Regions from separate parts of the Homo sapiens genome. Here region 2 is linked to region 1. A link is a loop called in an ENCODE intact Hi-C map of the cell type or tissue named here. Cell type or tissue: PC-3. All regions are shown on one strand. Each heading gives the region's core, and the rest is flanking DNA. Links, peaks and the distances in the headings are about the cores only.

Region 1 (5,388 bases), core at 131-5,130:
CTAGCATTTGGGGTATGGGTGGGACTGGCTGGGAACAGCTCAAGTGAGTTCTGCCCTCAGTCTCAGATCTTGAAGGGCCCTGTAAGCCTGGTAAGTATTTGGGTCTTTATTCTAAAAACAGTTGAAGGCAATTAAAGATTTTAACTTAGGAGTAATAAGATTGGCTCTGGGTGGGGAATTCATTCCAAGTGGCAGCTAATCTTTTTGGGTTGTTTGGTTTTGTTTTTTTGAACCTCCGCCTCCCAGGTTCAAGCAATTCTCCTACCACAGCCTCCCGAGTAGCTGGGACTATAGGCGCATGCCGCCACGCCCAGCTGATTGTTTGTATTTTAGTAGAGATGGGGTTTCACGATGTTGCCCAGGCTGGTCTTGAACTCCTGAGCTCAGGCAATCCACCTGCCTTGGCCTCCCAAAGTGCTGGGATTACAGGCGTGAGCCACCACACCCTGCCCTAATCTTTTTTAAGAGTGCAATCTGATTGTCATTCTCCTGTTTAAAAACATTTAGTGACTTCTTCCCGCTGTCAGAATGGCTTCTAAACTTTTAATAAGGTTTACAAGGCCCCTCTTGAACTAATCCCTCCTACTTTCCTAGGCTCATCTTTGATTATCATGGCCCCCCCGCCGCCCCTCCCCTGCCCTTTTCTTCCTACTTCTGCTCCCACCACACTCCTCCCCTGCTCCAGCCCAGGACCTTTCATGCTTTTTTTTGACCTCGACCAAGTAAATAATTCTTAGCATTTTACAGTGTGACTCAGTATGCATTTACACACATATACATATATCAGATAAAAGCTTTATGGAGCAATGGAGGAGGAATTCTAGTATTTTCCCTTTTCTTTCTTATAAATGTGGGTTTACACTTACCAAACTGACTTCATGACCCACTCTGCTCAGTAGTTCTTTCATGAGCCAGTTCTCCCTTTTTGTCTGAGACTTTGCACATGTGCTTACTTCTGAGTAAAGCACTTTCTTCCTGCTCTGCTGCTTGCCAGGGAATTCCTGCTCTACTTTCCGTCTCAACCAGAAAGTCTCAGGGAATCTTTGTTAACTTCTCAAGTCCAGCTTACGCACTATTTCTGACTTTTCGTTGCCTTCTCTCTGCCTGTTCTCCACACCTACCTCCCTTTCTTTTTTTTCCTTTTTCACAACTATTTATTGAAAGCCTACTATATGCCAGGCACTGTTCTAGGCATGGGGGTAGGGCTGCCTTCATGGGGCTCTGTGCTCAGAGGACCCCCACACTTGGTTTAACGCTCTGCTATTGCTGCCTTGAACATCTTAATATTTTTTTATCAAGGGGTCTCACATTTTCATTTCATACCGAGCCTCACAAATCATGTAGCCAATCCTGCAATGGGGGTGCAAGGTACAAAATAGACCCAAATTCCTACCCTCGTAGAGTTCACATTTTCGTGCTTACTGCAAACTCATCTCTTTCCTTAGCAGTTGTCTCAATGTACAGTATTTGACTATTTACCTTCCTGTCATCCCAACTAGTCTCTAAACTCCTAGAGGGCAAATACTCCTTTGCCCAACTATTTCCAGTGTATATTATACTGCCTGGAACCCTTTAACCTTGTATACACTAACAAGTTTATGTAGAATGAATGAATGAACAAATATGTTGCCTCCAACCCTTGTCCTATAATACATGGCTCCCTTGATCAATGCTATCCTTGAGGCTGCTTTGACAAGTTTTCGCTTGTATTAAAGCTCTGTCACTGGCTATGAAGCCCATCAACTCTGAAGTGATAACTTTAGAAGAGTTACAATTTTATGTACATTAGTGAGTTTTATTTACACTTATGATTGTGATTAATTCACCAAGCAGATGACCTCCACCAAGAATTTGAGGCCCAAGTATCATTCTCAAAGTGAGCACAGAAAGTTTGAAATGTTTTTGAGATGATTAATGACTTCAACTGGAAGAGATAAAAGCAGAGGAAGAGCATCAGGACTTGAGAATGCAGGGAAACTGAGATGAAAAGCTTGTCTTATGCTTTTTAATTCTCTTTAAAATATAACCTAGTTACTCTAGAATTTATTTGTAATAATATTGGTTCAAACTTGAAGATAGAGTTATAGGATGACTTCTTAAGATGTCATAATCATCAGTTGGGCATCATTATTTTCCTGAGGAAACCAATTTTAGTCTAATAACCCCAGTATTTAAAACTCCAGGATGTTTGTTTTTTGTCTGTATCTGGTTTGAAGAATGGCATACAGGTTATGTTCAAATACTTGAAGTTTCTGTATACCTTAAAGCACTTTTAAGGGTTAATAAAAATACATGTCCTATCCTTATCACTTACCTTTTACTGCCATCCTGTGGCAAATTTATTTTCTAGATAAAAATCCATTTGCAAAACCACGTTTTTTATTTTTATCATGGATCACGGTTTCAGATTTTATCAGTCCTCAGTTAACACAGGCACACCATAATACACACATATTTAGCAGCATTTTGCTTTACTGGCATGTTCCACAATGCAGTAGCATACAGTTTATAATTGTGAGATTTCACAAAACATTTTTCTAAAGGACTCTCCTCAATTATCTCCTTATTTCTTTCCTCAGTGGGTTTTCAGTGGATGCTTGGGCAGTAACAGTTTATCATAGCTTCAGTGAGACTTCCTTGGTTGTCTCTCTGTATTTGGAATACTTACAGATACTTTCCGCTGGAACCCAGATTTGGATTTCCTTTCTTGGATGTCCTCTCTTCTGATCTTCTAGACTTCTACTAAGTTCCAGCATTCTTATTGGCGAGATAAAAGGCACAAGCAAGATCAGGCAGGGTGCTTATGACAGAATGTGCTCATGTGTCGCCTGGTTTTGACCATCTCAGGTCAGCATCTCTGGATAAGCAGGGTCCACATGGGGCTCGGGGAGATAGCGGGCAATAGTGTCCTTGTTTGGAGTTTGACGTAGCCTCTGTGACTAGGAGGCTGACAGCAGGCAGGTTTCACAAGGGTAAGTTTTGTTCATGCTGTCTACCCTAAACCATTAGGACCTAGATTCTATTATAGTGGAAAATAATAAGTCTGAAAAATAATAACAACAATGCTAATGGCTAATCCTTTGGAGTCCTAATTTATATGCCATGCCATGTTCTAAACACTTTACATGCATTATTTCATATTTCAAACTATCCTATGAGTAGAGGCCATTATTATTCTTATTTTACAAATTAAAAAAAAAAAAGCCCCGAGTCTTACAGTGACAAGATGCCTTGTTTAAGTTTACTCAGCTGTGGACTGGAGGGCTGGTGGACCCAATGAGTGAGTGAATAAAGTGTTAGGTTGGATGCCCAGTGTATGTACTTCAGTTTTTTCTTCCTTCTAAATCATTTCCTTACAGCTCAAGGAATCTTCCAGAAGTTGCATTTTCTTTAATTTTTCTTATACCTCATTCAATATAACTTTCTCTTATTTGTTTGGAAAGAAAACCTAGGGATCATGAGATGTCCTTCATTTATCCTGGGCCAGGTACTAGTAGTAAAGTTGTACTGTTTTTCTACTGAAAAAAGTACATCTCCAGTCTTTGACAGCACTTGGACTGATAATCAACTTGGAAGCAAAAAATGTTTCCCTAGACCAAAGAGAGAGTCCCATTTTCTTTCTTTCTTTCCTTCACTCCTTCCCTCCCTCCTTCCCTCCCTCCTTGCCTCTCTCCTTGCCTCCCTCCTTCCCTTCTCTCTGTCTCTGTCTCTCTCTCTCTCTCTCTCCCTCCCTCTCTTTCTTTTTCTCTCTTTCTTTATTTCTGTTTTTTATTTTTTTGACAAGGTCTCACTCTGTCAGCCAGGCTGGAGTGCAGTGGTGCGATCATGGCTCACTGCAGCCTAGACCTCCCGGGCCCAAGCAATCTTCCCATCTCAGCTTTCCAAGTAGCTGGGACTACAGGCATGCATCATCATGTCTGGCTAAGTTTTTTATATTTGGTAGAGACAGGTTTCACTATGTTGCCCAGGTTGGTCTCAAACTCCTGGGCTCAAATGATTCTTCCGCCTCGGCCTCCCAAAGTGCCAGGAGTCCTATACCTAAATCATTCACTGATAACCATAATAGGGGACCCCTCTAGACAATTTTTGGTCAAAACATCATGCTAAAGTAAACTAACCACAGAATTTATTTTAATGTACATTTATTTTCTGCTTTTGGTTTTGTGGAAAATTCAAGTGTTTAATTTCCTGCCACTTGGCTGTTAACATGACACTCTTATACTGGTAACAGACACTGTTGTGCAGGATTGGATGGGGTTTAGTATGTCCAAATGATATTTCATCATTCTAGGATTATGTTCAGTCTCTTTCTCTAATGCATGCTGGACACAACATGACCTTGTTTGCTGGTTCTGATTTTCCAAAGGACCTTTGACATTCTTTCAGAATAAAGGTTCCCTATTGAAATTTTAGCTACATATCTTATTCTGCATTTTTATTATGCTGCTTTAACTACTGTCCCATAAATTGATCTTCATCAAACTTTTTTTTCTCATTCATGATTCAACTTATTTCATGGTGCTCGGAGGGTCTGTCCATATGTAATAATAAACAAAATAGCCTTATATTTTATATCTGTAATGATAAATATTTATTGCATGTTTACTATATGCCAGGCACTGTTCTAAGTGCTTTATGTGTCTGTCTCATTTAATATTCACAACCCTATAAGATTTTTACTATTATCGTCTCCAATCATAAAATACTTCATACTTCCTCCATAGAGGAGAAGAGTGATGCAAGCATGGAGAAATGAATCAATTCACCCAAAGTCACATAGTTTGAAGCAGCAGAAGAAATGTATGTGTAATAAATATTAATTGCTTTTGAAATTTTATATCCTAAATTAAAGCTATTTTAAAACAAATCAAAAGAAGAAATATAATCTTAATCCCTTATATCTCATTCCACATCTGGTTTTGATCACTTGTATGTCAACAGAATCGTTTTTCTGTATCAGATTCTCCCCTGGCCACCAGCTTAATAAGGGATTGTATTAGTCCGTTTTCATGCTGCTGATAAACACATATTGGAGACTGGGCAATTTACAAAGGAAAGAGGTTTAATGGAGAACTCACAATTTCCACGTGGCTGGGGAAGCCTCACGAAGATGGTGGAAGGCAAGGAGGAGCAAGTCCCATCTTACTTGGATGGCGGCAAGCAAAGAGAGAGCTTGTGCAGAGAAACTCCCTTTTTTAAAACCAGCAGATCTCGTGAGACCCATTCACTATCACAAGAACAGCATGGGAAATACCCGCCCCCAGGGTTCAATCATCTACCACCAGGTCCTTCCCACAGATGCGGGAATTATGGGAGCTACAAGATGAGATTTGGGTAGGGACACAGAACCAACCATATCAGGGACCATTGAAGGGGCACTGGCAGCAC
Region 2 (5,388 bases), core at 171-5,170, 66 kb before region 1:
ACACAGGCATCACCATTGTTGTGCGCTATCCTCTGTGGTTTGATTATTCCCGATTACCGACCTTGAGTGCTGTGCTGGCACAACTGCTCCTGTTACCTCAGAAAATGGATGTGGCTGCTACTGGCTTCTCCAAAATGAAATTGGAGCAGTCCCTGCTTCTTTAGGCTTACAGCATCTGATTTGGTCAGTGTAGGCCATGTCTGGTCTGTGGCCTTGGTCGGGTGTCCATGCTGTGCCTGTAAAGGAGGTTATGGAAACCGTTATTAGGCATTTTCAGCTTCATAGTTAGAAGCAGGCACATCTTCCCCTCTAATAGGTGGGGACACACTATCATTGAAGGTTGGTAAAAAAAGGTTGAAAATTATCATCAATAATTCTCAATTGGTGTTCTTTTCCCCCAGGTGATGGTCTTTAAAAGATTGTTACTTGAGAATCACAAAACTAATATTCTTTTTCTTCTCTTGGCCTGAAATATTGAGGGTTAAGGAGGAAAATAATTGGTCCTCTCTTCACATAGCCTGATAGAATTTTGGCTGGGAAAATAGGAAGATGGGAAATAGGAAGATGCAGTTAGAGAAATAACTGCCAATGCCAATATTTATGCCTGTAAGTACCAATTTTTAATCTTCTACTTTGATTATTAAAGTATACAATCTCTTTCCAGGGTCTTAGTTTTTCTCAAAAATGATTTAACACACTAACAGTTTCTGGATGAAAATAACAATGTATTGTTCTTGTATTTTCTAGAATCAGAACAGTAAGTTAGGGCTAGCCACAAAGATATACATGCCTAAAAGGAAGTTAATATAAACCATTTCTACCAATCCAATTGTATTAGTTTGCTAGGGTTGCTGTAACAAAATACCACAGACTTGGTGGCTTAAACAACAGAAATTTATTGTCTCACAGTTCTGGAACTACATGTCCAAGCTCAAGGTCTCAGTAGGGTTGGTTCCTTCTGAGGGAAGGATTTGTTCCAGACCTCTCTTCTTGGCTTGTAGACAGCAACCTTCTCCCAGTGTCTACACGTTGTTTTCTCGCTGTAACTGTTTTTGTGTTCACATTTATTCTTTTTATAAGGATACAAGTCCTGCTGGATTACAGCCCATCCTAATGATCTCATTTTAACTTGATTACCTCTGTAAAGATTTTATCTCCAAATAAGGTAACATTCTGAGGTACTGGGGATTAGTACTTCAACATATGAATTATGGGGCAGTGGGACACAATGTACCCATAACATGAATCTTTTTGGTGATCTAAATAAAATTTGTGTTTAAGAGAGAAGGCAAGGAAGCTGCAAACAACCAGATTGGCTGTTTTGACTTGTGATTTGGGAAAAAAGTAGTGCTGAGGTCCAGGGGTTTGAGATGATAGGATTCCTAAATGTGGGCAGGACCAGGAAGACCTCTCTTAGTTCAGAATTGAAGGTTGTAATATTTTTAAAGAATAATTTGTGGACAAGATCTAAGCACTTAAATCTAAGCAGAATTTAGTAACTATGTGTCCTGTATGTAGCACTAAAAAACTTTTCTCTTTTTTATAATTTAAAAATGTGGAACTTCTCCAATTCTCTTTCTAGGTGCTAAAACTAATTCTGAAAACAATTTGGCAATTAATATTATAATAGAACTTAATCCAACTCATTTTACTAAATTTTGCTTTGATTATAGAAAATTATATACAAAATCTCAAAATGTTTGAGTATTTTTACATGAATTCATCCAATCAAATTAAACCACATTTTTTAGCACCTACATATAAAGCAAGGTTCAGTAAAAAGAAGTTCTTAAGTTAGAAAATTTCGATGAAATCTCAAATCTTCCTGCCTTATCCACCACTCAGGACTCAGAGACAATAAGGTAAACTATATAAAGCTCTATGAGTCCAAACTATGAGCAAAGACTCTCACTTTTAACTTGCATAGACATTTGGCATATTCTCTGTTGGTCTCAAGCACTTCAGAATTAAAACAGAGATGATTGCTGAGATGTTGCAAGGAATTAATAATATATGTAAATACAGTGGACCCTTGAACAACACAAGGTTGAACTTCACAGGTTCACTGACAGGTGGATTTTTTTCAACCAAACACAATGGAAAGATAGTATTCACAGGATACAAAACCCACATATAGTGGGGGCCGACTTGAGTATGCATGGATTTTGGTATAAGCTGGCGTTAACCAAGGGATTACTGTACTGTCACATTTTATGAAACAGTTTTGCTAAAATTACAGCTTTAAACTTTTTTTTTTAATAGATTGAAATCTAAGAGAGTTGACTCTCCCTTCTGAGTCTCCTTTGTACTCTGTCTCTTTAGGTTCCTACCACATTCTACCTTGCATTTTGGCAAATAACACATATATTTCTACCATCCTCTGCACTAGGATTATGGGAAGAATATATTTTCTTCCCTTCATTTTCTTTGGGAGCTTCCTCTTAGTACCTTGCTGAGTAAGAGTCACTATAAATGTGAACTTTGAGACATTTGAATGTGAATGAGCAAAGCAACCACATGATGGCAGCATGTTAAAAGAATAAAGAATTATTTACTTGAAGCCATCCTTTTAATTTTTAAAATTTGGTATGAACAAAGAAGAAAACCTCATATCTACCTGCTTTGTGAATCCCGTATTCTAGTCAACTCTTACAGATGCAGGAGATGAAGTGAAGTGACCAGTTTCAAATCTCAAAAACAATAAGGAACAAAAGAACAGAGAGCTCTGTGTTCTTAGATTTTAAGCTAGAACCAGACAGTCAGTCTGACTCATTCTTAAAGCTGACAGTTTTTGGTATTCAGTATGGGGATTATTTGGTGAATTATGCAAAGCAGAATGATAACTTATGGATAGTGCCTAAAATTAATGTCTAGTAGTTACACAGATGTTTTTGGTTGCTCCGCAGATTACTGAAAAAACAAAACAAAACAAAAACAAAAACAAAAGAGCTCTCAGTTATCTACATGTGCATATAATGTGTTTTTGAATGAATCACCAAAACATTGCAATGATTAATTTGAACATCTTTGCTTTGTCATCTGTGATTAAGGATTTTTTTTTCATTAGCAAACAAGTAAGTCAACATTTGTTGAAAGTCTCCAACTGCATGATAATTGCCTAGGTAGGAGAGAGAAAATGAGAGAAAGCTTTTGTATTGGAAAAGTCTAGATGGGATTAATTCAAGGCCTAAACAATGTCATAGACATATCTGCCATTTTTACACTCTCATTTCTGTTTTCTTTTGCATTGGCTGTATTCCCAACCATGCTTTCTTTTGTGATAGCAAACACGACTCTAGGCTACTGGTTTATCTACTTCAAAAAGGCACGGTGGCTCACACCTGTTATCCCAGCACTTTGGGAGGTCGAGGGGGGCAGATCACGATGTCAGGAGTTTCAGGTCAGCCTGGAAAACATGGTGAAACCCTGTCTCTACTAAAAATACAAAAATTAGCTGGGCGTGGTGGTGGGCACCTGTAATCCCAGCAACTTCGGAGGCTGAGGCAGGATAATTGCTTGAACTCAGGAGGCAGAGGTTGCAGTGAGCCGAGATCGCGCCACTGCACTCCAGCCTGGGCGATAGAGCAAGACTCTGTCTCAAAAAAAAAAAAAGGGGGGTTCTCTTTCTCAAAGATCTCAGCAAAAGTTCTGGGGCTCGCTCCTATTGGCCAGGCTTGTGTCACTTACAAATTCCTGAACCATTTTCAGTGCTAGGAAAAATAGAGTGCTCTGATCTGCTAGGCAGATCACAGGCTCATTGCTAGACCCAGACTTGAACCACTCCCCCACTTCCCCAACATGAACTGATAATGGAAGAACAGAGGTTCCCCAAAGGAAAGCAAGGATGTTGTTACCAAAGCAAGGGGGAAGAAATGTCAGGCAGGCAGAAAAAATAGCTATCCACTAAAAGAAATTTAAAAGATGCAATCCTTACCTTCAATAAGTTTATAAACTTGAAAAGAATTATGAACTGAATAAATATTATCAAAAACAATACATTTAAAGTTGCTTTAGAGCTTTTGAAATACTTATTTCATGTGATCCTTTCAAGAATATTTTTAGGTCAGTTCTATTTTGTAGTTAAAGTCAAAGAGAAACACAGACATTAAATTATTTGCTTACCTGATGCTTATCATGCCCAATGTAGAGCTTATATCAAAGTTGAAACTCATATTCATATTTCCCAAATGACAGTAGTTTTACTTATATATGATAGTAAGATTTATGAATATTTATATATGGGTGGTAGAAAATATGTTTATATTATATGATCTAATATGCAAGAATCAAACTATGTTTGACATGAGAAAAAAAATCACCTAGCACGGAGTTTCTCAAATTGTGTTCTGCCTACATTATAATTTCCCAGGTTGTTTGTTATGAATTTCAAGGCTTCATTCATGAATCAGAATATCTACAGATGGGGCCCCAGCAATTCGTCTTTTTTAACAAGAGGCTCAGGTGATTTTTATGCAGTGATGTTTAAGAACCTCCAACAACATATTTAACTGCAGCCTTAGAGACCTTATACTTATAGAAATGAAAACAGAGATCCACAAGATATTTCTCAGGTTTTGTATCCTATTCTGGTCACCTTTCCTTTTTTGTGCTTTTCTCTTCTTTCTAAGTTAAAATAGTCATCAATTAGAAAGGTTAGGAATTATACCATCATTATATCTAATTTGTGATCTTCCAGATTAATCAGTGAAAAAGAGTATTAGTTTTCACAGCAAATAACTAAAACTCAAAACTTAGAATTAAAAAGGATCTTAGCTGAACTGCCCTATGCTCAGATAAGGAAATCAATTTCTCAAAAAATAAAGTGACTTGCATAGCTAAGTCAATTAGTATTGACAGCCCTTTTAGAATCTACTCATTTTTTTTTTATTATCATACTTTAAGTTTTAGGGTACATGTGCACTTTGTGCAGGTTAGTTACATATGTATACATGTGCAATGCTGGTGTGCTGCACCCACTAACGCGTCATCTAGCATTAGGTATATCTCCCAATGCTATCCCTCCCCCCTCCCCCCACCCCACCACAGTCCCCAGAGTGTGATATTCCCCTTCCTGTGTCCATGTGATCTCACTGTTCAATTCCCACCTATGAGTGAGAATATGCAGTGTTTGGTTTTTTGTTCTTGCGATAGTTTACTGAGAATGATGGTTTCCAATTTCATCCATGTCCCTACAAAGGACATGAACTCATCATTTTTTATGGCTGCATAGTATTCCATGGTGTATATGTGCCACATTTTCTTAATCCAGTCTATCATTGTTGGACATTTGGGTTGGTTCCAAGTCTTTGCTATTGTGAATAATGCCGCAATAAACATACGTGTGCATGTGTCTTTATAGCAGCATGATTTATAGTCATTTGGGTATAT

What was found. Peaks named below come from ENCODE experiments on the same cell type or tissue, not always from the same donor. Only the 100,000 strongest peaks of a DNase experiment are listed, where the experiment ranks them.
Region 2: it touches region 1 in a loop (12-fold over the local background); 9 of 110 quality-filtered maps call a loop at or near these places.

The regions. Positions count from the first base shown.
Region 1 is chr4:100,061,210-100,066,597 of GRCh38, forward strand. No RefSeq gene overlaps it. Among named protein-coding and RNA genes, the nearest start is that of H2AZ1-DT, 110 kb to the left of the region's middle. In PC-3, for the core only: a CTCF peak has its summit at 2,330 (motif pointing left); no DNase peak of the experiment used is centred there; H3K27ac peaks cover 921 bases.
Region 2 is chr4:99,995,649-100,001,036 of GRCh38, forward strand. All of the region lies in intron 1 of H2AZ1-DT (H2AZ1 divergent transcript), which reads left to right. Among named protein-coding and RNA genes, the nearest start is that of H2AZ1-DT, 48 kb to the left of the region's middle. In PC-3, for the core only: CTCF peaks have their summits at 2,526 (motif pointing right) and 2,728; no DNase peak of the experiment used is centred there; H3K4me3 peaks cover 844 bases; H3K27ac peaks cover 1,319 bases.